2 separate regions of the Homo sapiens genome follow, and region 1 is linked to region 2. Evidence: chromatin loops called from intact Hi-C (ENCODE). Cell type or tissue: HepG2. All regions are shown on one strand. Each heading gives the region's core, and the rest is flanking DNA. Links, peaks and the distances in the headings are about the cores only. Region 1 overlaps GAS2 (growth arrest specific 2). Region 2 overlaps GAS2 (growth arrest specific 2).

Region 1 (17,082 bases), core at 8,300-16,299, 120 kb after region 2:
CCGTCTTCTAGGCTGGAGTGCAGTGTTGTGATCTTGGCTCACTGCAACCTCAACCTCCTGGGCTCAATTGAACCTGCCGCCTCAGTTTCCCAAATACCTGGGGCTACAGGAACACACCACCATTCCCTGCTAACTTTTTTGTGTTTTTCTTACAGATGGTGCTTTGTCATGTTGCCCAGGTTGATCTCGACTCCCGAGCTCAAGCAATCTGCCTGCCTTGACCCCCGCAAAGTGCTGAGATTACAGTCACGAGCCACCACATCCAGCCCAGCTCTCAGCATTTTTTTAAAAGATGCTCAGGTAATTCCAATGTGCAGCAAAGTTTGGGAGCCACTGAATTAATTAATACCTTCACAGAGCTGCTTTTAAGAAATAAAAAAATAGAGGGAGGTTTTGTATATTATACAATACTTTACGGAGTAATATAAAATATTTAAAAAATAAATTCAGTGGTAATACACACATACACCCCTTTTATTTTTTCTGTCAGAGTTGCAGAAAAGGCTTAACAGTTGCTTTTTGTCTTAAATTGTCTTCAACATTTTTATTTTATTATTTTTTTAGATAGAGTCCTACTCTGTCACCCAGGCTGGAGTGCAATGGCGTGATCTCTGCTCACCGCAACCTTTACTTCCTGGGTTCAAGCGATTCTCCCGCCTCAGCCTCCTGAGTAGCTGGGATTATAGACATGTGTCATGATGCCAGGCTATTTTTTTTTTTTTTTTTTTTTTTTTTTTTTTTTTTTTTTTTTTTTTTTAGTAGAGACGGGTTTTGGCCATGTTGGCCAGACTAGTCTCAAACTCCTGACCTCAAGTGATCTGCCCGCCTCAGCCTCCCAAAGTACTGGGATTACAGGCATGAGCCACCATGCCTGGCCAACATTATTTTAATATTTTTTATATCTCTTTTCATTCTCTATTAAAAATTAAGTACAATCTCTCTTGTTTTCTTCAAAAAAAGTCAAACACTATACTTTCATCAAGTGTTTATAATCACTAGAAAAGAATATTAGAATTAATGTGGAGAAAAGAAATCTGAGCAGTTAGAAATAAAATAATTTGTCCAAATTTACTTAGTTCAATGGTACTACTTATTTAGAATAAACCAAAAATTACAGTCCAGAAATTTTGTTCTAGTATTCTGCCATAATATTTTTGAAAACAAAGATCTATTCAGTAAATCTTTCTTGGCTAGATCTGTGCATTGCCTAATGACACAATTATTTCTCTGCTAAGTTTTTAATCAATATTTCAGATTCATTGAGTTTATACACAATACTCTTTTAATACCATCATTTCTCATAAGCTTTTATTTAATTAGATTCACCAAAAGGATTATGCAATTTATGTAATTAGAGTGCAAATAACATGTTACCTAATTAAAAAGAACTCTCTGTACTTTGTTGTTAGTATAGACCTTGATGCATCCGTTCACAATAAATTTTTTAATTACACACAATTTATAAGCAATTATAAATGTAATCTACCACCTAAGAGTGATTTTTGCATTGGGATCTTTTACCTTTGTGGGCTTGTTAGCATCCATGCTCTCCTTGAATTTCTCCTGCATAGTTTCTGCAAGTTGACAGAGCAAGGCACCATTGTCCAACTTCTCCATAAAAGTTTCTGCTGTAATCTCCTTCCCTGAAATAACAAAAAGAAGCATTATAAAAGGAAAATCAAATGTCAGATTCACACTAAATAAAATATTTGACACAGTTTTATCACTAAAATTGCTATTCTAGCTGAGTTACATAACTGGGATAGGAGCTTACCAGAAATAGTCATTTCTTTGGAATTTTCTATCTTCCTTTGGTTGCAAGAATCTCAACATTTAATATTTTCATAACATAGTGCTAACTGCATAACAGTTTTATTTCAAATAAAAGGTGGCAAAATGATATCCTGGGTGAAAGAGTTCCATCATTTAGTAATCAAGGGGAATGAAAACTAACCAACAAAACTCAAAGAACCAGCTTTACCAGTGATTTCACAATTTGGCCTCCATTAATCATTCCATTCTCATCCCCAGTGGCCCATTCAATTACTTTGACCCACAAGGCAGGACATAATGCAGGACAAGTATTTTTTGTTAGGTGTATGTCTGACTACAAGAACGCCGTAGGTCTCTCGCTCTCTCTCTCTCTCTACAGGATTGTACTCTGTCACGCAATCTGGAGTGCAGTGGCAGGATCATAGCTCACTGCAGTTTTGAGCTCCTTGGGCTCAAGCAATCCTCCAGCCTCGGCCTCCAAAAGTACTGGGATTACAGTCATGTAATCTAGGGTGCACCCAGCCAGATCAATTTTCTTTAATTTAAAATAGAACCATGTATGTATTTTTTAAAAACCACCATTGGGAACTTGAATAACATGGCCAATGTATAAAACCATATCTCTAGATTCTATTGAAATGGTTTTCCTGATTAAAATAATACAGGTAGGCGGGGCACAGTAGCTCAGGCCTGTAATCCCAGAATTTTGGAAGCCGGAGGTAGGTGGATTGCTTGAGCTCGTGAGTTAGAGACCAGCCATGGGGCAACATGGTGAAACCCCATTTCTACAAAAACACAAAAATTAGCCAGGCATGGTGGTGCATGCCTGCATGCAGTCCCAGCTACTCGGGAGGCTGAGGTGAGAGGATGGCTTGGGCCTGGGAGGCAGAGGCTGCAGTGAGCTGAGATCGTGCCACTGCACTGCTTTCTTATATACTCTTTCTAAACGTATCTTTCTCAAAGCCCCTTCCTTTTTTTGTTTCCTATTAATCCAAGTTTCAGAAGATTCCATTTTCCTGCCTTAATTTTTTGTGTAAATTATTAGTCAGAAGTCCTACAGATTCAAGCTTCCTTCTATTTCTCATGCCATAACCTTAATAAAAATCTTCATAAGGTGATACTTAAACCTCTAGCAACAAGAACAATGGCTATTCTTTGTGTCCTCAACTTCTCTCTCCAATACATACCATGCTCACTGCTAAAATTAAGATGGCTAAACACCGTCCTCACTGAGGCATTCTCCAGACACCTTTATTGCACAATCCCTAATTTTCTCCTTTACCTGGAATATGAAAACTAAGCACTTTAACCCAATATCCAAAGGTCTCCCTGTATTCCTCTAACCCATCTTTCCCATCTAACATCCCTACACCCTACTCCGTGATCTATCTATAGGCTGCCTTCACAGATTCCCCTTGCAGACCTTTCTATTTCTGCTGCTATGCTTTTGTTCCTGGTATGGCCCCCAACTTCAATGCCCTACCTTCTACCTCCTTGGACAAGTTCTATCTTTAATCAGAGTTCCAGAGGGAGATTCATCCAGTACACATTGATCTGTTTTCCGTATGTCATACTCATGAATATCACTTACTCTGGCACTGATCAAACATATTCTATTGTTAGTAGTATGTTTTGTATGCAGTGTTTGTCTTCTTTAGTATGTTACAAACCTTGAGGTATATCTTTTTTATTATTATTTTTTGTATCTCCTACAGAGGTAAGCATAATGTTATTCACATACTAGGCACCTAGTAAATGTGCTCAGTGAGCATGTGAATGAACAAATGAAGAAATAAGCTGCTAGAAAACTTTGAGAAAACATTAATATTATTTTTGTGAAACACAGTTAAGTCAAAAGCAAAAAAAAAAAAAGAAATTATTTTAAAGTTTTATACCAAGATGCTCAAGGCTTATCTTTTATCTTAAGAAACAGGCATGTAGTTCAATTCCATGAACCTTAAAATAAATATAATCTGGCCGGGTGCAGTGGCTCACTGTAATCCCAGCACTTTGGGAGGCCAAGACAGGCAGATCACCTGAGATCAGGAGTTCAAGACCAACTTGGCTAACTTGGTGAAACCCTGCCTCTACTAAAAATACAAAAATTAGCCAGGTATTGTGGCACATGCCTGTAATTCCAGCTACTTGGGAGGATAAGGCAGGAGAGTGGCTTGAACCTGGGAGGCGGAGGTTGCAGTGAGCAGATATCACACCACTGCACTGCAGCCTGGGTGACAGAGTGACACTCTGTCTCATAAATAAATAAATAAATAAAATCCGACTGGAACAACAGATGAACCATTTAAGTTAAACTCAGAATATCTAATATATTTGGATTTCAAGAAACATCTGCTTAAAATGACTTTTTTTTTCCATTTTTGGGAGCAGTCTTAAGGAAAACAAATTACTTTTTAAGTAGTTCATATTTTAGCCCCCAATTAAAATAATGACTTCTGCAGGTGGAAAAACATCAGTAGCTTTAAATACTCACCACACAGGTAGCCTGTGCAGAACTTTTATTTCAAAATTGTGTGCAGCTCAGTTCAGAAATGAAAGTAGCATGCCCAAAATACAAAAAAGCCAGTGTAACAGAATTTGTATTGTGTATTCATCATATTGGCCTGCATTTTCTCTTTTTTTTTTTTTTTTCCTTTTTTTTTTTTTTTTTAGCAGAAAGTGACTAACCACAGGCTGGAGTGCAGTGGTGCGATCTCGTCAGGCTGGAGTGCAGTGGCACGATCTTGGCTCACTGCAACCTCTGCCTCCCAAGTAGCTGGGACTACAGGCATGCACTACCATGCCCACCTAATTTTGGTATTTTTAGTAGAGACAGGGTTTCACCATGTTGGCCTGGATGGTCTCGATCTGTTGACCTAGTGATCTGCCCGCCTCAGCCTCCCAAAGTGCTGGGATTACAGGCATAAGGCACCACGCCAGGCCACATTTTCTAATAAGAAAATTATTTCACAAAATTACAGAAAGTAAATATTAGAAATAATTCTCTTAATTATAATGTTATTCAAATAAGTTTAAATTTTAAGATAAAGAAGATAAACTTTACTCTAAATTGTTGAATTATTTCTTTACAAATTATTTGCAAGATTTTCTACGTTTGTAATAGATCTTTATGTATTCTTATTTCATTAAGTTCTATGGCAATTTGAAGATTCCATTCATAATTTTAAGTTATAAGATAGTTACAATATACTTAAAACAACACATAAATCATAAAAAGAAAAAAATGGCTTTCATTAAAAAGCCATTAACAATTTACCAAAAAGTATGATTTTTACTTTTTATACATTATATCTTTTTAGTTATCCTGTTTTTCATGAATACTTGTAAAAAGAATTTTACATTGAACATCTGTATCTAATGAAAAATATATTAGGTGTCAGCTTTCAATTCTGTATATTTTATAGCTCTGAAAGGTGAGTTTTTTTTGGCAAAAACAGACTATTACATACTTTATAGTTGAAATGTACTACCTCAAATGAAGAAAAAACACAAGTCTGAGACTTTTTAAAATAACTTCATGTGTAACATATTTTCCTTCCAATGATTAAAAATTATTAAATATATACTTTATGATTACAATCAATGTATGATTGTAAGAAATCAGTTATAATCTTTATATGGGGATGATATATTATCTCATTATTACATTAATATTAATATTATCAACAGTATTTTTTTCAAAAAAATATAATATAAAAGTAGCTGAATTTATCCATGGCAAATTCTTAAGAACAGGCTGTGTAGAAATAATTACACTTTCTCAAGTAAAAGTCATACAAAGGTAAATATCTCTGTTACACAGAATCAAATCTTCTTTAGTTTAAATTGTGCACCTGGTTTAACACATCAGACTACATGTACTGGAAGCAGTGTGATTTTAGCACCAGAGAATCATTTCTTCCCTAACCTCAGCATTTCATTGTGGTTGGTGTTTGTAGGGAAAGAAAGAACAATAAATGAATACAATTAAATCATGTTAAAGTCCTGACCGGTGCTGGTCCGTAAAGACATTGGTTTGAACATTAATCTAGAGTGTCCTAGTTTAGAAGTAATAGTTTCACTTCCTAAATTTATAATTGCGATATTTGATCTTCGCATGATTAATTTAGTCAAGAATGACAACTTGCCAGTAGATCAAAATCAGGAAATTTGATTAAATATTGTGGCTAGTTGCTTTATGTTAAAACATTATAGCTCAATGGTGGGATTTCAGTTGCCTGAAATCTTTTGCCAGGCAACTATAATCAACATGCATACACATACACATCAGTGTATTCCTCCCAGAAATATGTTTGCCATAACTTTTATAAAGATTTACATATCAGCCTATAAGTGTTTTAGACTGGGGCCACCTGGAAAAAATAATCCTTTTAATCTTCCAAGTTGCTGAGAAAGAATGTTTTCTTCCCAATAAATTAGCAGTATTAAATTTCTAAAGAATTCTAATAATCATATTTAACAGTTGAGTTCTTATTATATGTCAAGTACTGTTCTAAGCATTTTACATGTATTCATGTATTGAGTCTTCTCAAGAAAACTGTGAAGTGGGTGCTATTATTATATCCATTTTACAGATAATGAAACAGATGTGTAGATTAAGTAACTTGCCTCAGGTCACCCAATTCGAGGGTAGAGGAACTTGGCTCTTTGGCAATTTAGGTTCAGAGTCCATGCTTTTAGCCACTATGCTTGACTACTTAAATGTTTGCTGAATACACAAATGACTATTTTCCATGACAGTGCATTCTCCCTCATGCCGCTGTCTTTTTCTATGTAGAAACACTACAGAAACCTCTTTGGTGGAAAAAAAAAGCTTGGGATTGAAGATTGTGGTGCTGAAAAATGAATAGCAATCCACCTTGTAGACTGGAGAATGGCTAACAATATCATTCAGGCAAGTTCTGGTATTTGGCATGATTCACTGAAGAAGAAAGTTGGTATATTTTTAATCCCTAAAGATGATCCAGATACTATCAAATTCTATTTTCATCCCCACTGTACCTCTCAGTACAAATATATTTTTCTAACTGGAGAATTCAAAGTGGTTCATATGCTCTCTTTAACCAAAATTATTCAGTATTTTGAGACAAAAGTTTCAAGTTTGTGAGGTAGGAAACAGTTCATTATATGCAAAATCCCTAGACCAGCACCTGCTTCACACTGATTTTCAAGTGTCTACCCTGCATTTATATCAAAAAAGATCAAGCTGGTTCTGCTGCACAAGTCACATACAAAATTAGGATAACTGCTCTGAAAGGCGTCAACTTGTGAACATGAAGGTGATTCTGTAAACTTTTGAACTAACGGAAGATACCATCTGTCCTAAGGAATTTTTATTGGCCATACCAAGAATGTGAGAACCCTGCAGAATAAGTATCTGGTAAAAGGGCCACAAGAAAAAAGAAAAGCAAGCTGTTCCAAACTCATTAGATAGTAGCTGTATTTGACAGCAGCAACCCTAATAAATAGGTGCTTAAATTTTTAATGCTGAAAATGTTATTTTTCAAGAATAACTAAAAAAAATGAAATGTTACATATTGCTCATATTAAGTGGAAAATAACTGCATTTTCTTTTATATGCATGTACAAAGCTCAAAGAAAGGGAAAATTACCATGACATCAACTGTCAATGCATTTTCTAAATATAAGTAAAATCAATTCAGCACAACTTGATTTTTAATATATCTGATGATTTATTCAAAGTCCCTGCATTATCCAAACACATATGCCTATATCCTAAAGATCTATAAGCTTTAAGAACAATTTTATTTCATGTTTAACAACTATAATCCTTTCTTTAAAATATGCTCTCATGTAATTTATATAGCATTAGACAAATATTAATTGAAAATAAAGGTAAGCCATCATTTTAAATTAAAAATACATGTGAAATAGACAATTTGAGAACGCTTATTTTAGTATATAATCAAATCCAAGCCAATAATATTCTTAAAAAGTCCATCAATAATTATAAAAGTAGTAGAATATGCCTAATGTATTTGAATAATGGGTGGCTGCCATAATCCAGGACTGTTAATGTAATAACATGCTGTTTGCTCATAATGACAATTAAAAATTTCCCCAAGATTTATTTATATATGCATTTCATGTTCTAATATACCCTAAGGGCATAGTTAAATAACAAATTGGCAATATTTGGTTCATGAGCAAAAATAACAAAAGATCTAAAATAAAAATGAAATGTGTATATTTAATGTACAATAGGCAACAATGGCTAAATAAACTTTTTGTAAAGAAAGACGATAAGATCTTCATGACTGTTTTGCTGTCTTTTTTGAATGTTGGTCACAAAACTGCTCCATGGTGCCAGCCATTATTCAAAAACCTAATAGGACTGCAAAGAGTATTTTCTATAAGATCAGTAGATATATCCAAGGATATGTAAATAGTCAGTGAATATTACATGATAATGTTCTCATTAATCAGTGTGTGCTACCCCCTAGAGAAATCCCAGCTACTATTAACCACTTATTCATTTTAACTAGTTAACATTACAAGATAGCTGGTATTTTATATTCTAATATATAAATTTCAGCTAGCATAAAAGTTTGCAGTTGATGCTTTAATCCTATGCCTAGGAATTTAAAATGATATTTATTATTATTAATGATTAAGTAAGTATATTTCCTGGAAATGACAGTATAATACATACAAATGTTATATGAATATGAACACTGGTTTATGAACTAACAAAATCACTTTCTTCTCTATCGAATCATTTTTATCCATCAAAATATCAGAATATAAATGGAGTATTATTTAAGGAACCATATTTTTAATAGACAGTTTATATGTAGGATCAGAAATATCTGAATTTAGAATATCATTAAAACTCCTTTTGAAAAACATAAAAGGAAAAAAATTACATTTTAGACAAGCATACTAGAAATAAGCAGCAAATTTGCACAACAGCAAATCCTAATTAAAAGCTTTAATTTAATATGTAATTTCTACCTCACCTAGGAATTCAGAGGAGATATATCAATTCCAAAGCTACTTTCAAGACTTATCATCTTTTTATGTTTTTTACGTTTTATCTCTTTCAAGTAGATAAAAAGCAAGACTTGAAAAAGAGCTGCATAATAAAAATCTACAAATATTTCTGAAGTGACAAAACAGCCAATAATAAATTATTTTAAAATTCACTTTAATTCCTCTATTTCCAAAGTATGTGAATACTAAATGTATCTAAGTGTAAGAAAAATATCTTCTAACATAACTATAAATTTATTCTTACCCTCCTTATTATCACCATTCTAGCACACAATGCATTTTTCTACCTCCAAATGTTTTACCACTTTTTAATAATCTCAAGTTATTAGTAGACTTCTCAAGTTGCCATGAGAGTAACGACTTAAAGTCTATTATCTATCTACTTTGTATGAACTGAAGTCAATTCAAAGGTCAAACTTTACTGTATCTTGAGATTCTTTTAGGATTCCTTTTCTGAGAAAATTTCATAAACCATCAATTGCATTTGTGTTATAACTACGACCATTAAAAAAGTCTTAATTTGAAAAAAAAAGTCATTCATTTATGTAAATCTTCTCCTTATTTATATATATTAATGTCTGTCTCAACTACCCCAAACTGGGTTTCAAGAGATGGATTTCCTAAAACTCAGACTTTTGGATCTGGAAAAGACATTAGAGATCATCTACTTCAACCCCTTCATTTTATGGTTGAGGACACTGAGCCCAGAAAAGATAGCTGAGTGACTTTGGGCAAGTTTCCTACCAAGTAGCAGAGCCAGAACCAGAGGCCAGGTCTCCTGACGCCCAGTTAGGAGCCAGGTCTCCTGATTTTTAATCCAAGGATCTTTCCATTACACACACTGACTCTCTATTCTTTGAGGCTGTCTTGGGCTGCTCACACTGATCAAGCTGCCTTGTAAATGACCACACTCACTAAATAAAATGCCCTTGATGACAAGTCATAGGACATTATAGCATACCTGTATAAGCAGACTATACTCTAATTAATCATACTCTTCCTCTGTTTAGAACATTTCAATGGCTTCTCATAGATCATACTGTAAATTATAAGCTCCTTAATATGATTTTCAAAGTAATACATGATCTAGCCCGAACATGTCTCATGAAACTCTCTTCCTCTTTCTTTTCTGTTGAAACTAGACTTGCTTCATTTCTTGCAATGTACCAAGCTCCTTCCTACCTCAACACATGCCCTTCCCTCCTCGCAAAGGCTCTTACCCCATGTTTGGTCTGGCTAGCTATTAATCTTCAGTTCTCAGTTTAAATATACGTTCCCATAAAGAAGATTTCCCAAGCCCTCTGATCCTTTGCCCTACTCCCACCTCAGTTTACATTTTAATTGCAACTTGTATCTTTTAGTGTTTATAACAAGTAATAGATTATATATTCAATTGCTTATTTACTGTGTTTTTTTGCTAATCTAAGCTTTGCAAGAATAGGTACTATGTTTATTCTTAATCACTATCCTCTAGTACCTAGATGACTGTCTGGAACACAATAATGACAATAGTTATTATTTACTGCTTGATTATGTGCCATACCTTCTTCTAAAGGCAATTATCTCATTCAAACCCCCAACAATTCCATAAGGTTGGTTTTATTATGGTATTTATTTTACAGATTATATAACCAAGACACAGTGCAATAAGACACTTGCCCAGTATCACATAATAAGTGGTAAAACCAAGATTTGAATTGAAAGCATTCTTATTCCAGAGTCCACTTTTTTTTACCAATGCTTATGCTGCTTCACACTCAAATGTTTGTTGAAAAAAAGAATAAATTTATGCACAAAATCAAATTAAGTTTCACTGAACTATATAAGTAGAATAATAATAACAACAATATAGTGTTTACTAGGGCCAGATACTGTTCAAAGTACTATACATATTTTAATCATTCACTGCCACAGCAGCCCTAAAAAGTAGTTACTACTATTATTACCACTGTACAGATGAGGAAAATGAGGGACAAGAGAGGTAAGTAATTTGCCCAAGATCATACTGCTAGCAAGTGGCAGAGGTAGGGTTCAAACACAGGCAGTCTATTTCCAGCGCCTGTGCTCTTAACTTTTATTTTCCACTACCATACTTGTGATTGCCTATATCTGAAAACTGATAGCTCAAATTTAATAATTAATTACTAATATGACAATCATTAGTGAACCCCAAAAAGACAGAAGAGAGAGAAAAATCCATCTGTTTAGGCTTAAATAACTCCCTTTCCTTGATGGAGATAAAAGGCACTCTGAATGAATCAATTACTGAAAGGTGTAGCCCCTTCCTTCTGGGGGAGACACTTCCATAGCACTGTGAAGGGTCTTTCTAGGGAGTGTCTTCTTCTTTTTCTGACCTATCTGTTGGTGAAGGGTACAATTTACATACCCATATTCAGTAGCCTTGGTTAGACTACAGAGTTGCCAAAATTGTGTGCACACCATGAAGAAAAAAGAAATATAGGATAAAGAAATCCTAGGATAAGGACTAAAAAATAAATAAATACAAAAGCCATGCAAAAATCCAGAGCCATGGAGAGCAAGCAAAACCCTGATAAAATGTGCTAAACTTCTGCCAAACCTTGCTAAAATTTCAGATGGACAGGGTGCACCTTACTAAGCTCTTAGTTTCATTAGCTAGAAAATGAGGATAACAACTCTTACCTTGACAGATGATTTAAATAATAAAATAGTGTTGATGAAATCTCCCCTGCAAATGATATGCTCAAATCTTATATCTTATAAAGTCTACAGGGATCTTTTTTCTCACATTTAAATTAAATTTATTCTCTATAAAAAACTTAGTGGAAATAGTGCTGCTATATATGATGATCCTTTAAACATGTGATTCTATTTTTCACATAGTTGAAATTTTATCCTGGGAATATGAAAGCACAACAGCAACAAAAGGAGAGGAATCTTTACCAGGAGGTAGCATGAGGTCAGCAAAAGTACTGTTAGACTAGACCTTAAAAACAAAAGCAAATGGAAAAGAAAAATTTTAGTTCAGGGTGGGATGACTCTAGTCAGCTCATTTGGAAAAAGAATACATGATTTTGTTCCTGAGTTTGGGTATTCAGCAGTTTTAGAAGGTGTGCTGTAAAAGTAGGGCAAAGAAATCCAGATTTAGAAGCCAGATTTTACAGACACTGTGGCCTGTGTACAATGTCAAAAGAGTAGGTCAAATTGGTCAGCTGCATGAAAGAAAAGCCAAAAATAAATCAGACCAGCATATAGATAAAATAAGCAATCTGACTGCATATTTCCACATTTGAGTGCATCATATTGGAATTACTAAGCACAGTTAATATGACAGACATTGGGAAATTCACTTAAATTTTCCACCTGCTTCAGGTTTCCCAGATGCAAATGTCAAATAATAAAAGTCTTTCTTTCCAAGGTGCTATCACATGCTTAGGTGAAGGACACTACAGGAGGAAAAATAAAACAAAAACTGTTGTCTTTGCTCACAAAATGAGATCTTATAACCTTACCTAATAGATTGGTTAACCACAAGGCCAGATCTTCTTTCATTGGTAGCAAATTAGCTTCATGTCTGCTGGCTAGCCATTGGCTATACTGATGCATATCAGAGAGGCCAGGTCCACTGCGTACCTTTGGGCTCAGAGCAGTGCACATTATTTATCCACTTGTAATACCTGTTTTGGAAACAAAAGAGCAATTGCTTTTTATACAGACTTCTCTCACAAAATGTTGTCATCATGACATTATAATGAACTGGATCCGCGGGTTTTCTGATGACAGTTCAGTTTATTAATTATTAACCCCATGAAACACTATTTGCTTTATCTGTACTGGCCCTCTCACTTTTGGCCAAACACTTAGTAGGAAAACAGCAGCAATCAAAGGTCAAATAGAAAATCAAACAAGAAACTCCAAGTTTGTATGAAACAATATACTTGGAAAGAGCCAGCTTCTAAGCAAGAAATTCCACATATTGAAACACGAGAAAAAGTTAAAATGTTAGTGCCCAATTTGTTAACTCCCATTGTTTGGGCTATTTAAAACCATAGATTTTCACCAAATTTTATGACTGAACACTGGCAATGACAGCATTTTTACAACTCACTGTAAACACATGATCATTACCCTTAAAAATATAGCCTAAAAGGTTAAGCAAAGTACTTCTTTTTTGGAGACGGCCAAGCAATCATGGACTCACAATTTAGAGAACTGGGTGAGAAGCAGGGGAAGAGGTACACCCAAAGACTCTCTACCACACTTCTCTCTTGCAGTCAAAGAAACCAAAAAAAGAAAAATAAAAAAAAAAAATAAAAAAATAGAGGATAAGTGACTTCACCAAGATCATACAGCTAGGTCATGACAGAACTAGGCTTGAACCTGAGTCTTCATATTCCCAAGACCACTACTCTTTCTGTAATGACACATTTTTACAAAATGGAATAGCCAAGAACCCATATTGATGATAACCCAAGCACTGCATCATAGTTCTAACAAATGCTGCCAGAGGTGTTTGTTTGTCCTCTGCTATTGCTACAACAATCTCTTTCTCTTTCTTGTTTTTTATCTTTCCACTTTATTTGTTTTACATGCTGCGTTTTGTTTGAAAGTATCTTTAGAGTAGAAGTACTTAAATATCTTACATCTATAAAAACAAGGATGCTTTCATTAACCTGATCATATTGTGAGCAGTGCAATCCCCTACTTGGGTTGTAGAAAAGGTATTTGAATATATATTTGGCCTTGAATATGGCATTTTTGTTTGTTTGTTTTGTATTTTTTAGTAGAGATGGGGTTTCGCCATGTTGGCCAGGCTGGTCTTTAACTCCTGACCTCAAGTGATCCACCTGCCTCGGCCTCCCAAAATGCTGGGATTACAGGCGTTGAGCCACCATGCCCGGACAGAATATAGCACTTTTGTATGCATTATTTATAGGATGTAAGACTACGGAAGAACTAATGAAGCAGTTAATGTAATAGTCATGTTTAATAACATGCAGGATTCTACGCTGTATATAAATATGCTTATGAAATAACCAGATGCATTATGACTGTATGACAATGAAAATGAAAATACTTGCAATAGGCAAGAGGTAATGTTTATATGATATCATGAGGTTTTCAGTGATATTGCAGTATTTATGGCATTTTAAAGTTACCAATAAGTAATATATTCTCCTTTTGGTTTTATTATTTGAAACTCTACACAGTATTCCTTTCCAGTTAACCTCAAACTCTAATTCACTTAACATAAGTTAATTTATTTTAAATATTGCTTTTGAAGAACAAATAAGACACTGGTGTTTAGAAAAATGCAAAGTGGGAGCATCTCTCAAATATTTTGCTGTAGTAATAGAAAAGACTGTTGGGAGTATGAGTAAGTACCTAAAAGGTATCATAAATATAGTATTTAAAAGCACAATTTCATTTCTAATTAAATTACTGTCGAGTAATTTTTGAAAAAAATACCATAAATTTTCTCTGAAAACATCTTATATATATCTATCTAAAGTCAACCATTGAAAATGTGAACTGCTTTCAATACACCTTGTCATACATTATTAGATTGTCATTATGGGAATCAGAACACCACTTTTTATTATTTCATAGTTAATAATGATGTTATCCATATAAAGTCCTAAAGTTTTCTCCAAATTCTGTGATTAAACATGAAAAACCCAAAGCATTTTCTGCCCCAGTTAAAAAAAAAATATGTCTAGTCCTAGAAAAACAAAACTTCTCCCTGTAGCTGGTTAAGATTCCTATATGCCTGCTGGCCTCAGAAACATTTAAGTAATACATATAAGCACATGATTCATATACTTAAATAACTAATTGAAATCTTAAAAGGGTTACCTCTAAAATGCCTGTCTTCTCAAGACACAATCTCTTCCACTACTTTCCTGAAAGTGAGATGTGGCTGTTCAGTAACTTTACCTACACCCTATTATGTGCTCTGTGACTTCCATTTAAGCATCAGAGTCCTATTTTGCTCTATAAAAGCAAGAAGACACCTCAGATTCTTAAGCTCATTGTCCAGCAAATAATTTATCAAGGGATAGTTTACAGTAAGCCTAATGGCATGTAACAATTTCAATGAGCCAGAAGGACACAATCCTTTCCCTCAAAACCTCTAAACAGTGAAGTTTTTATTTTCTTTGACAGTGGCACATTTATTTCTCATGTACTCTGTCCTGTGTTTTGCCAGAAAAGTAACTCAAACTACCTTCTAATAATTAGAGATGAACATTAAGTAAAAACAATAAGAATAATTAAGCAATTTTTATTTTGTTACTTTGTATACAGTCAAAATTTTAGTGGTGAGAAAAAAGCAAAAACACAGTTACATTTCCCCAGGAGACAGAGGTGAGAGAAAGAAGGCTTAGTGAGTAATTAACATGCAATAGAAGTTACACAATTAGACATATGTCAAATATGTAGAAACCTAAAGTCACTGTCATAGATAAGGACTCTTCTGTTTAAGCCCCTTCTTAAAAGAATTCAGATTCTCAATCCAATTTCTCATGATCCTTTTTTTCACATTTCAAATCACTGCCAAACTTAAATGACTCAACGGTTTGGCTGAAAGTCAATACCTGCAGGTCTTGGATTTAGATTTGGCTAATCCATGAATACGAAACATGAAAAATGGATTCAGCTAGCATGATCAAAATTTGGAGTATGGAGAATTTACCCCATGGTGAAGTAGTTTCCAACTAAAATGATTATATTGTGGTGAAGAAAGATCAAATTAATTTATCTTATTCCCATAAAAAGATCACTATGGAATTTTACCCTCCTTGTAACTTTTTAAAGAAGTGTTTAGTCAATATGGATCAGATGAATTACATCGTAAAGAACAAGCTACACAAAAAGATCATTTCAGTTCTCTTGAATTCATTCAAAAGTGTTCAAAACCACAAGAGATGCCAAGGGGTAACTTTTTAAAAAGGTGGGAAATAAAGTGACTGATGATCCACTAGACTTGAAGAAAGCAGTAGGTTAGGGAGAAAGAAAAACTTTTTTGTATAATGTGCCTAAACACTGAATGATGTTTCCAATAAAGTGTATATAGTCCAAGTATTTTAAAAGCTTGATAAGTAACTTTAGTAACTATTAAACAAAGCCAATCACTTTTAAAAGGGGAGTAAGTACTCAAATACTTCTATGGCTCCTCCAAGCTTTCTCGGTCTACCTAAAATGGATAACCAACCCTTAGGTCTAGGAATCCAGAAAAATAAAACTTCAAGAGAAAAACATGCAGAAACTTAATACTAAATCCTTCAAAGACTGTGTGTGTATATATTTTTTCTTTCTTTCCATAGTAGAAGTGATTCTGGAATAACAATTATGAATATGATGAGACTTGAAATAGCCCAGGAGAAAAAGAAAAAAATAATGACTTTGTAAGTAAAATATCACATGTTTAAAGACTCTGTCTAGTTTGTTGTCCCAGAATCCCAGCTGAAGACATCATAGTTTTGACTCTGAAGAAAAAGTATTCTTCCATGCCACCTAGAGGTGTTCTTTGACTATGACCAAGATGATTTCTGGCTTATCTCTAGGCTTTGCTGACATGTTAGAGAAAATGCATTGCAACATTACATAGAAAAGCAACTGGAAAGACAAAAAACATGAAATGATATACACTTCTGTCGGCTATGAGATTTCACTTAGAAGCCTGAATAATGGATAGAATATTGGAACTGGAATCAGAAGTCCAGGGTCAAATAATAGGTCCACTACCTAACCATTTAGTAGCTACTCTATTCTAGTCATATGAATTTTCCTCTTTGTACCTGTGTTTTCTACTATATACAACGGAGGCTGAAAACTTAAAGATAATTGTGAGGATTAAATATTTGTGCCAATGCTTGGCATATATTTAATATTCGATATGTTTTTTATTAGCAAAATAGAAATGATCACCATCAGAAATGTGCCAAAATAAAACTTCTATTGACCTATCCCAAAACGGAAAGCAATTCTGTGACAAAATAGGAATATTTTATAGAACTCTAAATAATTAAGAAAAGACAAAGGACAACGGGGAGAACAAATAAATGTATTAATGATACAGTAGATAATGGATTATTCCAAGTTTTCTTCATATGGAGAAGAATGCTGCCCCTAAGATGATGATTAATCAGTTAATAGGGAAATGCTATATACCTCTCAAAGTAAGTGTGAGAGGACATCACTACCACCACCCCATCTACACACACAGACTCAACTGTGAACATTGAAAACAATGAATCCTAATCAACCCACAGTCAAAGGTCTCCTCCCTAAAGGTAA
Region 2 (17,082 bases), core at 3,976-11,975:
CACTAGTCCACCGTCTACTCCAGAGCCACAGTAATCTTCCTCAAAGGAAAATCTGAACATGCTACCGCCTTCTTAAAAACCTGTGAGGGCTCTCCATTGTCTAGTGTTTCTCAGACATTCTTAGCTACAGCTCACCTGAGAAATATGACTTACAGTAAATTGGCAATGTGGCGAAGATCCTGGGAAAGTAGTAGGGGTAAGGGGAGGACATCAGCATCCCCATGGTGGTCAGAAGCATACATAATGTGGAAAATTTGACAGCAATTCTGATACCTTCTCTTTTACTTCTACCCTCATCCCTCCATAAGAACAAGTAACCTGGCTCGCAAAGCACTTTATAGCCCAGCTACTATTTTCTTTTCCCACATTCTTTCTTACTATGCCAGAGTTATCATGTATGACTGTTCAGGATGTGCACTGCACAACTGTACTATACTGCATGTAGTCCTACCTTCTGAGCCCAGGCCCACTCAACAAATTACTCACTCCATAGATATTGTGAACTCCTTAAAATCCCAAGAAAGTTTCCTGCCTTTATACATGCAGAGAATTGTTCCCCATTCACTAGGTGAATTAAAGTGAATCCCTTCCTTTGATCATTCAACAAATATTTGTTGAGTGGCAGGCAAGGTTATTCCTTGCTAAATTTCATACCCTGGGTGCCTAGCACAGTGCCGGGCACACAATGTTTATTAGATGAATATTAAATGAATAAATGCATGTTAAACGACTGGATGAACAAAACTAATACTTACTAATGCCCCATTCCAAGCAACACTACCTTTATAAATTATATCTGCATTGCTTATTTAGGAAAAGATAGGAGAAAGAGAAAGGTAAAATGGTTTATGCCCTTATTTAGAAAGAGGAGTCTGAAAAAAATCTGTGTGAATGATAATTCAGACCAATTTTTGCTTAGAGAATTTCTTTGAGAGAAAGATAGACGTGGGTCAAAAATTGAAGCTATAACAGGAATTGCATAAGAAAGTGGGAGATTGTATTGAGAATCAAGAGAGAAACAGAAGAAGAAGAAATGGGGAAAAGGGAAGCAAAAAGAGAAGAAACAAATATCATGACAGAATCCATAGTGAATTAAGTACATTATTCTCTTCATGATCTTCATTCACAAGTTCTTATTATACCTGGAATGCATTTTTTAAAATACATGGTTTACAGCAGTAATAAATTGCTTCATAAAATTTTCACCCCTTCCTTTTCTGTCTTTTAATGCTTAAGTGCCATGGTTCCCTCAGTGCAACTCTGGGTCTCATTAAATGATTCCCCACTTAATGGACCACAGAGGCTTATGTTTCTGCACAATCTGTTAACTGCTCTTCACTGAAGTCATCCTTTTAAGAGGCAATGGTATCTGACACCAACTGCCTAGTAGAGACAACCCACCTAAATTTAGATCTGTTCAGCCCCCTGGGATATCATATGCTTCCCAACACCTTCCTGTCAACTCCATTCACTGTGTGTTTTTACAAGCCATCATAACTCGAGAGAAAATATTGTTTTTAGAATGCAGTCATCTGCTCTCCAGAGGAAAAGTGTTAAATTAATTTATAGGACAACAGACTCTGTCATTGTCTAATATTATTCTGAAATGGCATATGCTCAAAATTGGGTGATTGGGAATTCAGCTATCTCCCTGAGGTACCTTGACACATGGAGGAGTGAGACAGCAGGTGTTCCATGGATAGTTTGCCATGTTGAAAGCTTGATTCTAGCATTTTCAAGATAACTGATAAGATCACCTGTTAGCAGGGCAAACTGAGGCACTACTAATAACAAATGACACTTAAAGACGTCCTTGCCAAAGGTGGGGAATTCATTTCAACTTCTCTAGTTACGTGCGATTACAAATTGTTAATCACAGCCCAAATAAACAAGCTTCTGGAATTACCGTTTTACTCTTTACAAGCATTTTTTTCTTATTTATTATCTTATTTACTATCTCATTTTAACTTCCCAATAGTCCTTTAGCTTATTATACCCTTTTCTTAGATAAAACTTCAGAGAGATAAATAACAGTAAACAGAGCAGAAGCTCCTATTTGTTTTTCCTTTATCAGGCTGCCAACTTGCTGTATGACCAGAATAAATTTCTTTAATCTGTGTCTCAGTTTCTCATCTGCAAAATAATGACTATAGTAATTCCTTCCTCCCATAGTTGTTCAAACACAGATATTAATATGTGTAAGCATGTAGAAACAGTGCCTGGAACATGGTGTAGACTCAATAATAAATAGCCTGCTATTGTTATTTTTAAATAATAATGTTGTGCTGCTGCTGCTGCCACTGATAATGATAAGGTTCTTACAGGTTTTATTTCATTTAATCCTTGGAGCAACTCTAAGTGGTTTGCATTATGTTCATATTTAAAAATGAGAAAACAGTGGCTCGACAAGGTTAAGTGAATTGCCCAAGGTCACCTAGCTAAGAAGCAACGAAGTTCAGATTTGAAAATCTCTTAGGATTCAGATAATACTCATTACCACTCAACTATACATCCTAAAGTGACTTTGCCAAGGGTACAGTCACCTGAGTTTTTAAAGGTCTTTCCACAGGCAACACCTCTTTTCTTTAGGGATACATATTGCCATTTTATGAAGTCCTTGCTGATGATCATATTGCCCAACTGGGAATGAACCCCAAAACCACAATAAAGAAGGTGCTTTACATGCTTGGAACAATTTATGAATCTGAGCCTCATTGTTTTAGCCATACAAAAATGCTGAAAGTTAGCAGCAGCCAGCGTGCTTAGCCCTTGAGCTCACATTCAAAAATGAAATCTTATTAAAATCCTGATAGTACTTCCTCCTATTTAATTTTGTTATCATAACTACCCAGTGGCTCAGTAGGCAAGTATTAATGTTACCATTATCTGGATAGAGAAATAGTGGTTAAGTGGGTAGCTCAAGGACACACAGTGCACTAGTCTTCTGATGCCCAGTTGTGAGACATTGTCTCCAGTGATAAATCATACATACATAAAGATGTAATCCTCAAATCTTTATTTGAAGGGTGAACTACTATAGTGCCCTAGATGTTGAGAACCAATCTCCCAACATGGACAGGGCCTTGGGTCAGAAATATTCTGACTATTGGAACTGAACAGAAAAAAGTTCCTGGCCTGCTGTAATTGTTTCCCTCTGGTGGGGGAGGGAATTCAGCTTCATAAAGTAGGCTCATTGTAGAGACAAATGACTGTCAAGTAGCCTCTTTCTGGAAGCAAACATGGGAAAAGCAGCAAGCAAGTGACATATGATGATGGACTGGTGAAAAGTTCCATTTGCATCTGCTTGGAAATATGTGTAGGAGCACTTAACGCCAACTGCCGGTCAGTCCTCATCTCGTTGTTATGTAAGGGCTCCATTTTCCCAGCCCTGCACCAAATGAAATTAAGAAGGCTTAGTCTCCATCTAATTACCAGTGTATGGCACCATTTCAGACAGAGAAGACAAAGTCATAATAAATATTTTACAGAACAGTCAGCATAGTGAAAGCAATGAGATAGAAAATGTTGGTGTCAGAGGAAGGATTTGTAGCTGGTCTATACCAGAGTGAAATTAGAATTTATCCACTCCACAGATATAATAACCTATTTAGGAAGGGAAGCTGGGCTCCATGGAGCAAAGAAAAACCATTCCCTCTACTAAGCAGACAGGGCCACATTTGCCTGATTCAATCTGAATTCCATTATCTCTTCTAAACACTAATACCAAAATCCAACAAACAGGCTAGAATAAGTAAGCACTGGGAGAGCCAAAGTTTAACACTCCATGATGATGATACACAACAATGGTTTCCAAACTGATGTCCCCTTGAGTCTTAAAAGGCAACAAAATAGTAACCTAGATACTCTGAAAAACTATTACTTTGCTACTGGTTTTAATGTATCTTTAGTATATTGACATTAAAATGGAAAAATAAGTATTACTAAATACATTCAGTTCTTTCTATTGGTAAAATATTTGAAAATATGGGCCTCCTTCCTTTTAAAACCCTACTCAAATGAAAGGGAAAGAAAAATGTTACAAAGTCAAAGGATAAGGGAAGTTGAGAGGATAAAATGATAGAGAAGAAAGAGCAATACATTTTTAGAAGTTGGAAAACAAATGAGTTGTAACTAAGAGTGACAGAGGTGGAACTAAAGCTTGAAATGGCAGCTGTCAAAAAGAAGCAAGCCAAACAATGCCTGGAAACTATAGAAAATGTGGGCTTTAGAATCACCAGGTACCTCCATCAGGTGAGGAGAAAAATGCAGTTTAATAAAGGAGAATGGGTTGAAAATTGGTATAAGGATTGGTTAGCACCCAGAATTACTATGTCCCCACCCCAGATTTCCAATGCCAGTGACTGTGTCATCACAGCAGGAGACTGAAGGTTTATCTCTGCAGAAACAGAAATGTCTGACTGGCAGATGACTCAGCCAGAGGATGGAGAGAAGGAAAAATATATGATAAAGCAAATACAGCGAAAATTTCATTGCAGAATCTATTTGGGAGTTACATGGGTATTACCATCTCTATGTGTATGAAAATTTTCACAGTAAAATATTGGAGGAAAAATACATCTAAAATGCAATCTGTTCTCACCATCTTCACTACTAGCTCCTTAGTCCAAAATTTTTTGATCTCACCCAGATTATTTTAACAGTTTTCAAATTGGTCTTTGAGCTTTCACTTTTGCCACCCAGTGTTTTCTCAATGGAGCAACTAGAGAGATCTTGTTAAAATAGAAGTCACCTCATGCCATAACTCTTCAAAACCCTGCATGGCTCCCCATTTCCCTGGGTGTAAACTACAGAGCTATCCCAATAGCCTAAGTTTCCTAGAAGATCTGGACTCCTGTTACTTCTCTAACTTCATCTCCTACCACTGCATCCTTCAAATGCTCTGTGACAGCCACACTGGTGTCCCTATTTCCCAAACACTCAGATCCACTCTAGATATTCTTCACTTGGTGTTCTTTCTGTCTAGAATCTTTCCTCCCAGATAACCTCAGAGTAAACACCTCACCTCCTTCATGCCCTTGCTAATATCTCATCTTCTCAATGAGGCTTATCCTAATCACCCTGTAAAAATTGCTATCCCTCCTCCTGGTACTCCCAATCTGCCTTACCCTGTTCTGCTTCTCTTTCCCCATTGCAGCATGGCATTTACCACTCTCTACCATGCTATTTATTTACCTAGGTTTTCTGGTACAGTCTAATCCCTCCCAGCTAGGGTTGTCATATTTAGCATATAAAAATACCAGGACACACAGTCAAATTGGAATCCAGATAAACAATGAACATTTTCTTAGTATAAGTATATCCTTTACAATATTTAGAAAATATTCCTACTGAAAAGTATTCATTGTCTGAAGTTCAAATGGAATAGAGCACTCTGTATTGTATATGGCTAGGCTACACACTACACACATAAATATGAAGTCCTTTAGAGAGTCATGGATCTCCTGTTTTGTTCCCTGATACATCCTTATTTCCTAGAACCCTTTTTGTTTCATAATAGATGTTGAATAAATATATGTTGGATGAATGAATTACTGATTTTCTCAGGATGAGCTCTGGAAATTGAGGGAGTAATCTACACAAGACTCTGATCCAGTAAATAGTGGATCCAACAGAACAAGGTAGAGAAGTTTCAGGGTGACACTGTGAGACAGACCTGGCTAGGGAAATGTAGGGGGCCAGAAATCAAACGGATAAATTCACTGGCATGTTTGCCTGTGACATTATTGTGAGGGTTTTACCCTTCTCTAAGGGGACCTGGTAAGGGCCTTTTCATCATACTTAGGACAACACAATGAAGCATTACTGACTTCCAGAAAAATTGAAATTATTGCAAAAAGGAAAAGTAATCATGGTGCACTATAATATTTACATGATCATTATAAAATAAATGCTGAATAATGATTTGACCAGTGTTATGGCATGGCTAATGATGTTGAGCAAATAGAAAGAAAGGAAGTGTAATATGTGTGGTGAGTGGGGGAAGGGGAGAGAAAAGATGGCTAGATCGTCATCTTCCTACTCCTGCTACACTGAATTCATGAATATGCCACAGAAAATATCTAAAATTTAAAACTAAGATAAAGCAGCATAATTAAATAATTTAGAAGCTTGGAGATAAATACAAGAAGAAACAGTGATAACAGCTGCCTCTGGGGAGAACTAGGGAGGGAAAATAAGAGTGGAAAGGGGTAAGAAAGGAGGAGCAGGTTTGCTGTTTTGAGGGCATAAGTCTTACAGCACCATTTTATTAACAATGTATATGTATTTCTTCATAAAAATAAAATTAGGTTTAAAATGCCCAGCTCAGCTGCTTAAAAAAAAGCAAGAAGACAGAAATATTTCCAAAATATCTACATAAGAAAATGTTTTCTTCACTAAAAAAAAAAAAATTGTTTTATTACTGTGAAGATCTTATTCTTGTTTTGTAGACTAGCTGGCATGCTGTCATACAATTCACTATATAAAGATGTAATTTTATCTGAAATCGTTACAAAAGTAAGGATGAATAATGATCTTATTCCCCTCCCCCACCATACTTCAGGAGTAGCAGATAATGGAACAGTCTTCTGACCTTAGGCACAATCTAGCCACTGAATTTCAAATCCATTTCCTAACATTTTAATTGTACTTTATGGTTACAAAATCCTCTCTTGTACCATTTCACTTTATCCTTTAATGTTACTTTTTAAACTATTTTCATATTACACATTATTTGAACTCCTCTGATCACAAAACACAACCATCATAATATCCTCAGACAAGGCCATGACTGAATTAGGACTCAAAGCTTTGCTATTTATATTGCTTTTCCTTTGTTTTATCTTCCCCTTTCTATAACATACTTCTGAATAATTATAAGCCTTCATATTTCTCTCTCAGAAACTTTCTCCCCAAGATCATCATTCCCTGTTCTTCCTATTTCTCTTCACACTTTCCATAGCTTCATCATTGTGTTCTCTATAAATCTAATAGGCTCCAAACATTTTCTCTGGGGCACAAAGTCTTCTTCTTTCTCTAACTCTGTGTTTCTCAATCATTTTTTGCCCAGACTATACTAGTTGACTTCTTTCAAAGCTTTAATGTTCATAAAGTTTTCCTACTATCTGAACAGTTAATGAACATAGAAGAAAATTATAAACCAATTTCATTATCTATACATAAAACTCACTTTTGTAATTATGTTCTTTTTAAAATTTTTTTAATTTTTAATTTATTTATTTTTTTTGAGATGGAGTTTCACTCTTGTCATCCAGGCTGGAGTGCAGTGGCACGATCTCAGTTCACTGCAATCTCTGCCTCCTGGGTTCAAGCAATTCTCCCGCCTCAGGCTCTCTAGTAGCTGGGATTACAGGTGTGTGGCACCACACCTGACTAACTTTTATATTTTTAGTAGAGATGGGGTTTCACCATGTTGGTCAGGCTGGTGTTGAACTCCTGACCTCAGGTGATCCACCCACCTTGGCCTCTCAAAGTGCTGGGATTACAGGCTGAGCCACCATGCTCAGCCATGGCCTCTTTGTAATCCCTGTTTTTGTCTTCCATACATATCATCTTTGTTATGTCTTTTAAATTGTTTGACCTATTCTGAATTCCAAAGTCTTCCTTTACTGAATATTCTGATCCCATCACTCATTTTCCAATATGAGTAGGTGAAGCTTGGGGCTCACTTCCAAATTTTTCAGTCTTCTTAAAGATGAAGTCCAGAAGAATTAAACAATTCATCACTGACTATGTCTATCCACCCTTGCTTCAGAGCTGGTCACATGCTGACTCATAAATGAGCCTATTGTTCCATGGGGCCACCCAGAGGTCTCCGTAGGGAGGATGACACAAACGCTGTTTATAAAAGCCATACATAACGAATGCCCTAGGAACTTATCACTACAAACTGCCTGCTGAAATTCAGCCAGTTTTTAGACATAAACTCCCAAAGCTCCCATGTTGACTCTTTGCTCTTAAATTTACTTTTGCCTCTAGAAATTCTAGTAACTTTATTCCTTTCAAAGTTTACACTAAAAATTGTCACCAGTTCAACTTCTATTTTTATATTTCCACAATTTTATATTTCTATTCTCTCATTTCTATAATTTTTCTCATGATTTCCTAAAGTCTTTCATATGTGTGTGCACAGGTCTGTTAGATGCACACAGGTAGTAGAGAAAAATGTGTATAAATTATTCCCATCTGATATAAAAAATATATATCCATCCCATTCCCATGTCTTTTTTCCTTCAACTGTTGTTAGAGGGATGTTGTTTATCTAATTAGGGCCCAGCTGGCATACTAGAACTACTTTCTATTTGTTTAGTCCACCTCTCTCAAATGATATGTGTTTTCTTATGACAAACTATGGCACAAATCTTCAGCTATGTGGATCCCTCAGCCACTTCCTTTTCTTTCTCCAGTAACCCACTGTGTGCAATGATATGTTCCTGCTTGCACAAATATCTTTAGTATTTCAGAATCTTACCTGCATATCCATATCACTTCATGTCAGTGAGAAACTATGAGTTTTCTGATAAACACCTTCCTGTGCCTTTTGTATTTTAAGCTAAAAAATGATGTTAAAGGAACACCAATATTCACTCCTCATTGATAAGTCTAACTTATATTTCCTAATTGTTTTCAATTCAGCTCAGCCTCCAGTGATGTGCTTGTTTGTAGAAGGGCCTCATATACAGAACCATTCCTAAGTTGCCAACACTTTGGTTTCATGAAGTCATCGCCTTATCTATAGTATATGTGTAGGGAGGCAAAGCTGGCAATAGTGTAACTCATTCTGATTCTGTTCATTCCTTCATTTGTCTTAAAAGCCCTCTTTTCTTGGTTCCAATATCTTTTAAGTTCACCCATATCTCTTTTCTGCCACTTTGTGATTCATTCTCCCTAGTATCTAGCCAGTTTATTATAGTGAGATCAGAAAAAGAAAATTAATTAATGTTAAAGTCACATTAGTGGCCTCCAGATTTTAAGATCTTTCCTCTTTCTTTTCCTGTATATTATGATTAACACATACACTTTAATGGAAATGGATATTCCATCTTTGGCCCATTAACTTCTAAAAGTAGTTGCGAAAAGCATGTCTGTCAGATCTTGAAGACCTCAGCACTGAGACCTGCAAACTGAGATGTGCTATCCATCTACACCATGGACCTGGTGGTAATCTCTGATGTCTGATGTCAGCACCTAAAAGGCTTGCCTCTCCCTTTATATTTTATTTTTGTCTATTTCTCCATTTAGAGACACCCCCATCCCCTCTACACCTTTTCTAGATCTTTAACTCAGTTTCACAAGAAATTCCATTATCCAGTCACTCAGTATCTTCACCATAAATTCATTCTCAAATCTCAAATTTACCATTTTTTTCTTCTCTGTCTATCCATTACCCAAACAGGTCTTCAGGAAGGGGATTTAATCTTGCCTAATCTATTCTTTTTCATTTTGAGTATTTGATCTCTGATAGCAGCTATTTTTGCTAGAATTTCTTCACCTTTGTGGTTTTGTTATCTATGCTCTCAGTGTTATTTTTATTTCTCCTCTGATGTCCATTTATATAGCTGTTTTATTTCCCAATTATCTTTGACACTCTGAAGCAAAAAACAGGTCTTCTCTGCATATGCTACATTTCAAATTTCTTATTACAATGCAATTTTAATAATCTATATTATCTATCTATATTTAATAATATATCTTTGTTAAGCTTATTCTAATAAAGGATGCTAAGAAAACATACTGAAAGCTGGGTGTGGTGGCTCACGCCTGTAATCCCAGCACTTTGGGAGGCCAAGATGGGCGGATCACTTGAGGGCAGGACTTCGAGACCAGCCTGGCCAACATGGTGAAACCCTGTCTCTACCAAAAATAACCTGGTGACTGAGCGAGACTCTGTCAAAAAAAAAAAAAAAAAAATAGAGAAGAAGAAAACATTGAGGATACTTTCAGCCGAGTCTTTGAGGGCAATAGGTTTTGTGAAAGTGTCCTCATTGGAGGAAATGATATGAGCATCAAAGAAAAGTAGGACATTGTTGGATGAAAAAGTATAAAAATGCTTTCCATCTGAGGGAAATCAGGTGCAGAGGGACAGAAATGTAAAGCAGCATGGCTCTGTACACAGCACTGAGTAGTTCACTATTTTTTTTATTATACTTTAAGTTTTAGGGTACATGTGCACAACGTGCAGGTTTGTTATACACAAATGCGAGAGGGATAGGAGAGGCCCGTCTGAACGCTATTGCAGTGGTCCAGGCTAAAGAGGGTTGACTGCACCAGGGGTGGTGTGGATGTTAGAATCCTTCTCTCAGTGTTCCAATTACCTCACTCTCATCCAATTTCCCACCAGATTTTTGCTCTCTTTTTTCCGGGATGCACTGCTGATTCACAGATGGAGATCATGCCATTGGCTGTAACATGTGTTAGGTAGGTAGAGTAGGTAGGGGTACACATAACCCATTTAACAGAGGAGAAAAGGGAGACAGAAGGAAAATGTGCTTACCAAATATGTTGTCTCTTTCTAATGACTTCCAGAACAGACCCGGAGAGCCATGTTTATGTATCATACCATGTTAGAAAAATAAACATACTTTCTCATAGCTAATGTGTTATAAGGAACCATTTACTTGTTTTATAACTCGGTCAGCATTCTGAAGTAAAATATATATCCGTATATCTCTCTATATAGAGAGATATATATTTCTTTTCTGCTAGTTTCAAAGACTACATTAAAAATACATATCATGGCCGGGCGCGGTGGCTCACGCCTCTAATCCCGGGACTTTGGGAGGCCAAGGCGGGCGGATCATGAGGTCAGGAGATCGCGACCATTCTGGTTAACGCGGTGAAACCCCGTCTCTACTAAAAAAAATACAAAAAAACTAGCCGGGTATGGTGGCGGGCGCCTGTAGTCCCAGCTACTCGGGAGGCTGAGGCAGGAGAATGGCGTGAACCCGGTAGGTGGAGCTTGCAGTGAGCCGAGATCACGCCACTGCACTTCAGCCTGGGCGACAGAGCAAGACTCTGCCTCAAAAAAAAAAAAAAAAAAAAAAGAATATATATATATATATATATATATATATATCTCATATGAGATACACACACATACACACACACACATATATATGTACATATATATGTGTATATGTGTATGTATGCCTATGTGTGTGTGTGTGTTTGTGTGTGTGTGTGTGTGTGTGTGTGTGTATATATATATATATATATATATGAAATCTAGGCATACTGCCCCAGGAAATTGAACTTTTTCTACTTCAGCCAATTAACTACTGACTAGCAATTGATTCCCAAAAGTATCTCCATCAAATTAGTGTCAATCCTGATAACAATGACATGGCATAGGATCTTGTACTTCTTCTCTATTACAGTAATGATCAAGATAATTATATATATAATTATATTTGAATTCTTTTCCCACTACATTGATCTACTTTGGGAAATTATAGGTAAATCATCAGTATTTCCCTAGTGATTGCCACAATTCCTGGCACATAGAGGGATTTAAAATATCTATTAAATGATAATTAATAATTACTGAGTAATTACCTAATTGGTAGACACTGTGATATGGACTTTAAATGCAATATCTCATTTAATTTTTATACTTATTTTGTGAAGGAAATACAATAATTATCTCCAGTTTATGGTTGAAGAAAATGGAATTTTAGATTTTAGTATTAATAGAGATAGTAAATTATTTAATCACAAAATTTAGTAAGTGGCAGAATTGAGATTCAAACTTATACTACTGACTATTATACGATGTTGTCTCTCTCAAATATATAAATGAGGGAATAAGTAATTAAATAGCTTGAATTTGCTGGCAATTCATGAAGCATCACATAAGCTCTGTCCCCAATTAGTACAAACCCTAGATTAATTAAAAATATAAAAATCACTTTTGATCTGTAATTACTATAGTGTGCTTTTTCTATCAGTGGTTCTCAACCCATGAGACATTTGACAATTTCTGCAGACCTTTTTGGTTCTCACAAGTAGGGGCAGGGATACAAGTGCTTACACTGGCATCTAATGGGTAAAGGCCAGCAACCCAGTGAAATCTCCTACAATACACAGGATAGCCCCAGGCCCCAAACAAGGAATCATCTCATTCAAAATATCAAGAGCCTGAGTTTGAAAAATCCTATTCTATATCATATGATTGTTCATATGAAGAAGTCAAATCATACTGAAACTTTTCCTGTCAAAGGAAGAAAAACATATTTTCTTCATATTCTAAATCTCAGTGATAATTTCTTGTTTCTCATGTCTCTTGGCCTCTCCTTTTGGTGTCACTTTTACTACCATGAGCTTAATTAACATGCAAGACTCACAATATAACATTTTACTATAACATAATAACAGTGCAAATAGAGCAGACGTAGTGCTACATTCCTTTTACTTGCAGAGCAGCATATCTTGCTTAAATACAAACTTAAGGAAACGCACACCATTTCATGTTGCAGAGGCACTCCGACACCTTTCAAAAAGATGAGCTACATGACAAGCAAGAAGCCAATAAACCATTCCACTTAAGCCAGCAGCTATTCAAAATTACATACTTTAAAAAGAAATGCGAACCAATAAACTAACACAAACATATCTCAACCATATTTAAGATCTCTTTCAAAAGAACTAACAAGATACCAAGCTGTTTTCCAACCCTGAATACCTGACATTGAAAGAAACTCCTAGCAAAATAGTAGTTATTGAATCTAAGCACTAGGTGGCAGCAGCACATTAAATGCGTGGGTTTGTCCCCGAATAAAAATGCAGTGCTGCATTGTTTAAATTCTATCAGAACTAAAGAAGCAAACGTGTTTTTCCCCCAACGCTTCTCACCAGTGACTCCAATGTATTTTACTGGGCTAAAAACTATTTAGCTGATCTTTTTTCTTTTTCTTTTTTCTTTTTTTTTCGGAATAAATCTACTTGTCACTCCAGCACATATGTTTCTCTGTGTGAAAGTAACAAATATTTAATGTGTATGTGTGTATGTATACACACATACACACAACAATTATGTATACATAACTATGTATATGTACATGCACTGCATATATCGCATATAATTGTATGTTATGCACATTAAATTGATAATAAATACTGAATAATAGGAACAACATTACTTTCTACTGAGCACTTTATCTCATTTAATGCTTCTAGTAACCTTATGAAGAAAAATATTTGCTTTCTCCCTTTGCAGTTTAATTGCCAAGGATCAGAGAGATTGAGCAACCTGTCCAGGGTCACACAGCATAAATAGCTACAGAGCCTGGATTTACGTCATACATTTCAGAAAACTCCAAGTCTGGGAGCTTTTTGAGAGCAGGAATCTTGTTTCATTAGTATCTATTCTCTCTCACCAAATATAGACAAATGCTCAAAAATGTATTATATCAGTTTTAAGAACAATTGTGTATTTTCATGGTGGTGAAGAAAAAGAATTCATGTGGGGAAATGAAAGTGATTATTGGGATGCATGTTAAGATGTGGATTATCAGGCCTCACTTCAGACAAATGAAATCAGAATTTCTTATGGAGGTAGTTTTCTAGAAGTTATCCATGTGATTCTAATATGCATTGTTCAGAATCTATAGGGTAGTGACTATGAGAATGAGATTTTAAGAAGTAGTAGAAGCCTTTCTCACTTCTTTCTGAAAAGTCCTCAAAAATAAAACTGAAAATACCTAACAGTGTGATATTTAGCACTGAAGGAGATACAAGTTTGCACTCACCAACACTGACAATGTCCTACCCATTTGCATCTACTTTTGTGGTCAATTTTGTAACTTCATTGTCAGAGACAGGTATCTATTTTTGTCTATTTCCACACAAGGCCAACATTCATAGAAGTAAACGGTAGATACAATTACAATCATTTCTGTACTACATTGCCGATTATCTTCTAGAAATTCAGCAAATTGTTCAAGACACGTCTTGAGATATGACTTATTACTAATACTATCCTATATTACTATTACTGAAAACCAGTCCTTGCATAGTGGACAGTGATAAGTTCTTTCTGCATGAATAAGTGGATAAACGCTTATCTATCCATACATAAGTAGATTAATGGACATAGGAGGACTTGTTAGGTAATGAGATATGCAGCTGATCTTATTGGTTAATCTTCAAAAACCCACTTCAAGACATTCTCAGTAATTTTTACCAGTATTTCTATCTGGCCAATTGTTTTCAAAAATAATAAAGATTGATGGTGACAGCTCGGATGAAGTTCATTTTCACAATTTTTTTTTATCCAACTCATGTAAATGTAAATCTATTTTCAAAAATAAAAGCCTGGTAAGCTTTGTGATTGTTTTAACAGAACTAAGGGACATAATTAAGAACATTTTAAGCTATTCTGAGGTGGATACCGCAGAAGCAGAATCTGTTTGTGGACAGATAGAACAATAAAAGGGTAGTTCTCTGCTTGGTTTGCTTTGGATTTTAACCAAAACTCCCCTTAGAAAACTAAGTCCTTTAGAAGGATTTATCCAAGAAGTATGCCTTGAATTTATTATATCCTTTCATGTTCAGAAACTGTTTCAGATAACTACATATTACTCACAGTCCATAGCATCATGAAGGTAATTTCTGAATGTGCCAATATGTTGACATCTTCCAGAATTATAATGCCAGTTCCCCGAAAAAAGTACAGCTATCTATGTTTACAGTTTTTGTCCTATACTCCCTTATAGACTTATAATCCTGAAGAGAGCGACAAGGAAGAGGACACTAGAAAACAATCTTTTCAACGAAAGTAGCATATATCTAGGACTTTGAATGGCAAGCAGCTTAGAGCAAAAAACCAAGTGCTGAAGATATAGTTTAAAAAAAAGGTAGAAACATGCTTAGCAAAGAGTCCCCCACAAAACTTGTAATCTGCATAAATTGTCAAGGCACAGCTGTGGAGGTGACAAGGGCATTTCCTGATTCCCAAGACATCAGCAAAGTCCTTTAATCAACACATACATTATTCTGTTCTGTATGTAATATTGTTCTTGAATATTAAGCAGCCAGTGATTCAGTACCATCTGGCACTTCCTGGTTAAGCACAGCTCTGATACAGTAAGAATGTGTCAAGAGTCCAGGAAAGCAGTTTCCAATGAGGACAATGCAACAGAGTGAATCAGACAGGCTAGGTAGGAGTGGGAGAAAAGACACACTCTTCCTTCACCCAGGATGAATGGAAAAAAGAGGAGGTGGTAGGGCATCAAATGCTTTGTGCCACTGACCTTCTTTTTCCATGCGGACTATAAAGATGCACTTTCTGAGTGCTATGGGGGGATTTTTGTTTTTGTTTTTTATCCCTCAGTAATGATGCAAAGTGTGGGAGAGTACATCGGGCTTAGATGACAAAACATCCACGACTCACACAGACCAAGCAAGCTGTTCTTGGCATTCAGAATCTCTACATTTGGAATATGTCTAGTGTGATGGAGGAACACTGGAATTTTTGCTATCCCTTTTCCTCTTTTTGTCCTCTAAGACTGAAGGTGTCCTTGCAATTTAACCACAGGATTGCCTGTGTCAGGTTTACTGGAACCTTCTGTAGCCATGCCAGAAGACGCAAAGTGGTCTTCAAATGAATCTAAACCATGACCTCAGATCTTATAGTTAAAAGCAACAATGAGTTGGGGAAACCAGGTAGAAAGAGAGACAGGAGAAATGTCTCAGAAATGAAAGTGAATGCCTCTACATAGGAATAGAAGAGGGAAGATACACAGAGGATTTAGGCTACTTATGAGAACATATTTGTAGGACTGGGTTTGATTCTGAGGCTCATATTGGAGGAACGACATAGTCATCTTGGAGCATATACAATAAATGTGCATAGGATGGTAAAAAACCTATGAAACCTTGCTTGTGGGGAAAGGCTGAGTGAGCAGCTACCATTTACATTGTGAGCAATGACTATTATATGCCAGGCTCTTAACGTATAATCACCTGGAAGGCAGTTATTTCTATATCCATTCTACAGATAATGAAATTTAGAGTCACAGAAGATTCATGCCTTGCCAACCAATACTATGTGTAGCAGACCTGGGGAGGTTGGTATATGGTAAGGAATATGAACTATCTGACCTAGAAAGTACCTTGAACTTTAGTTAACTTTACTAGTAACTTACTATCATCAATCCAAAGCTTTCCTTCTCATAGTTGAAGACACAGAACCCTTAAATGATATCATTACTTTCCCAAGATAGTTTATAACAGAAAATACAAACACAGAATCAGTTGAGTCTTGACTTCATTCAGCACTGCTTCCCATTTACAGATTCAACACTATTCCTATCAAACTACCAATCATTTTTCACACACATAGAAAAAGCTGAAATTCATATGAAACCAAAATGAGTCCAAATAGCCAAAGCAATCCTAAGCAAAAAGAACAATGCCAGAGGAACCATATTACCCAACTTCAAACTATACTACAAGGCTACAGTAACCAAAACAGCATGGTCCTGGTACAGAAACAGAACTATAGACCAATGGAACAGAACAGAGAACACAGAAATAAAGCCACACACGCACAATCAACTGATCTTTGACAAACTTGCCAAAAGTAAGCAATGGGGAAAAGACGCTAATTCAATAAACGCTGCTTGGATGGCTGGCTAAGCATACACAGAAGAACGAAACTGGACTCCTTCCTTACACATATACAAAAAAACACCCAAGGTGGATTAAAGACTTAAATATGTCTCAAACTGTAAAAATCCTACAAGAAAACCTAGGAAATATCCTTCTTGACATGGGGATTGGAGTAAAAACTCACAAATGGCAAAGGAAGAATTTCCCCTCCTCCCAAAGGGGTGCTAACTCAAAAAAAGTAAGTAAGTGGGATCCTTAAAGGGCCAGAGTGAGGCCCTATGCAGTTGTACAAACTACTTCAAAAGTCACTGGAAAACTTGGCCTGGGGAGTGGGGTAACAGGAACGAAAAGCATATGGCAAGTCATAAGGAGCCTTTGCAAAGAAATTATGGCTAAGTCCTCAAGAGCATTGCAATAAAAGCGAAAATTGATAAGTGGAACCAAATTAAACTA

What was found. A loop is a pair of places that touch in the nucleus more often than their neighbours do. Peaks named below come from ENCODE experiments on the same cell type or tissue, not always from the same donor. Only the 100,000 strongest peaks of a DNase experiment are listed, where the experiment ranks them.
Region 1: it touches region 2 in a loop (5-fold over the local background); 29 of 110 quality-filtered maps call a loop at or near these places.

The regions. Positions count from the first base shown.
Region 1 is chr11:22,670,229-22,687,310 of GRCh38, reverse strand. GAS2 (growth arrest specific 2) reads right to left here. Exons shown (of 8, transcript NM_001143830.3): 2 at 12,297-12,461; 3 at 1,522-1,643. The coding sequence starts at 12,441. Among named protein-coding and RNA genes, the nearest start is that of GAS2, 12 kb to the right of the region's middle. In HepG2, for the core only: no CTCF peak of the experiment used is centred there; a DNase peak (open chromatin) is centred at 12,520; H3K4me3 peaks cover 3,291 bases.
Region 2 is chr11:22,783,439-22,800,520 of GRCh38, reverse strand. All of the region lies in intron 7 of GAS2 (growth arrest specific 2), which reads right to left. Among named protein-coding and RNA genes, the nearest start is that of LINC02718, 37 kb to the left of the region's middle. RefSeq lists an enhancer at 7,227-8,426 and a silencer at 12,624-12,918. In HepG2, for the core only: a CTCF peak has its summit at 7,842; a DNase peak (open chromatin) is centred at 7,820.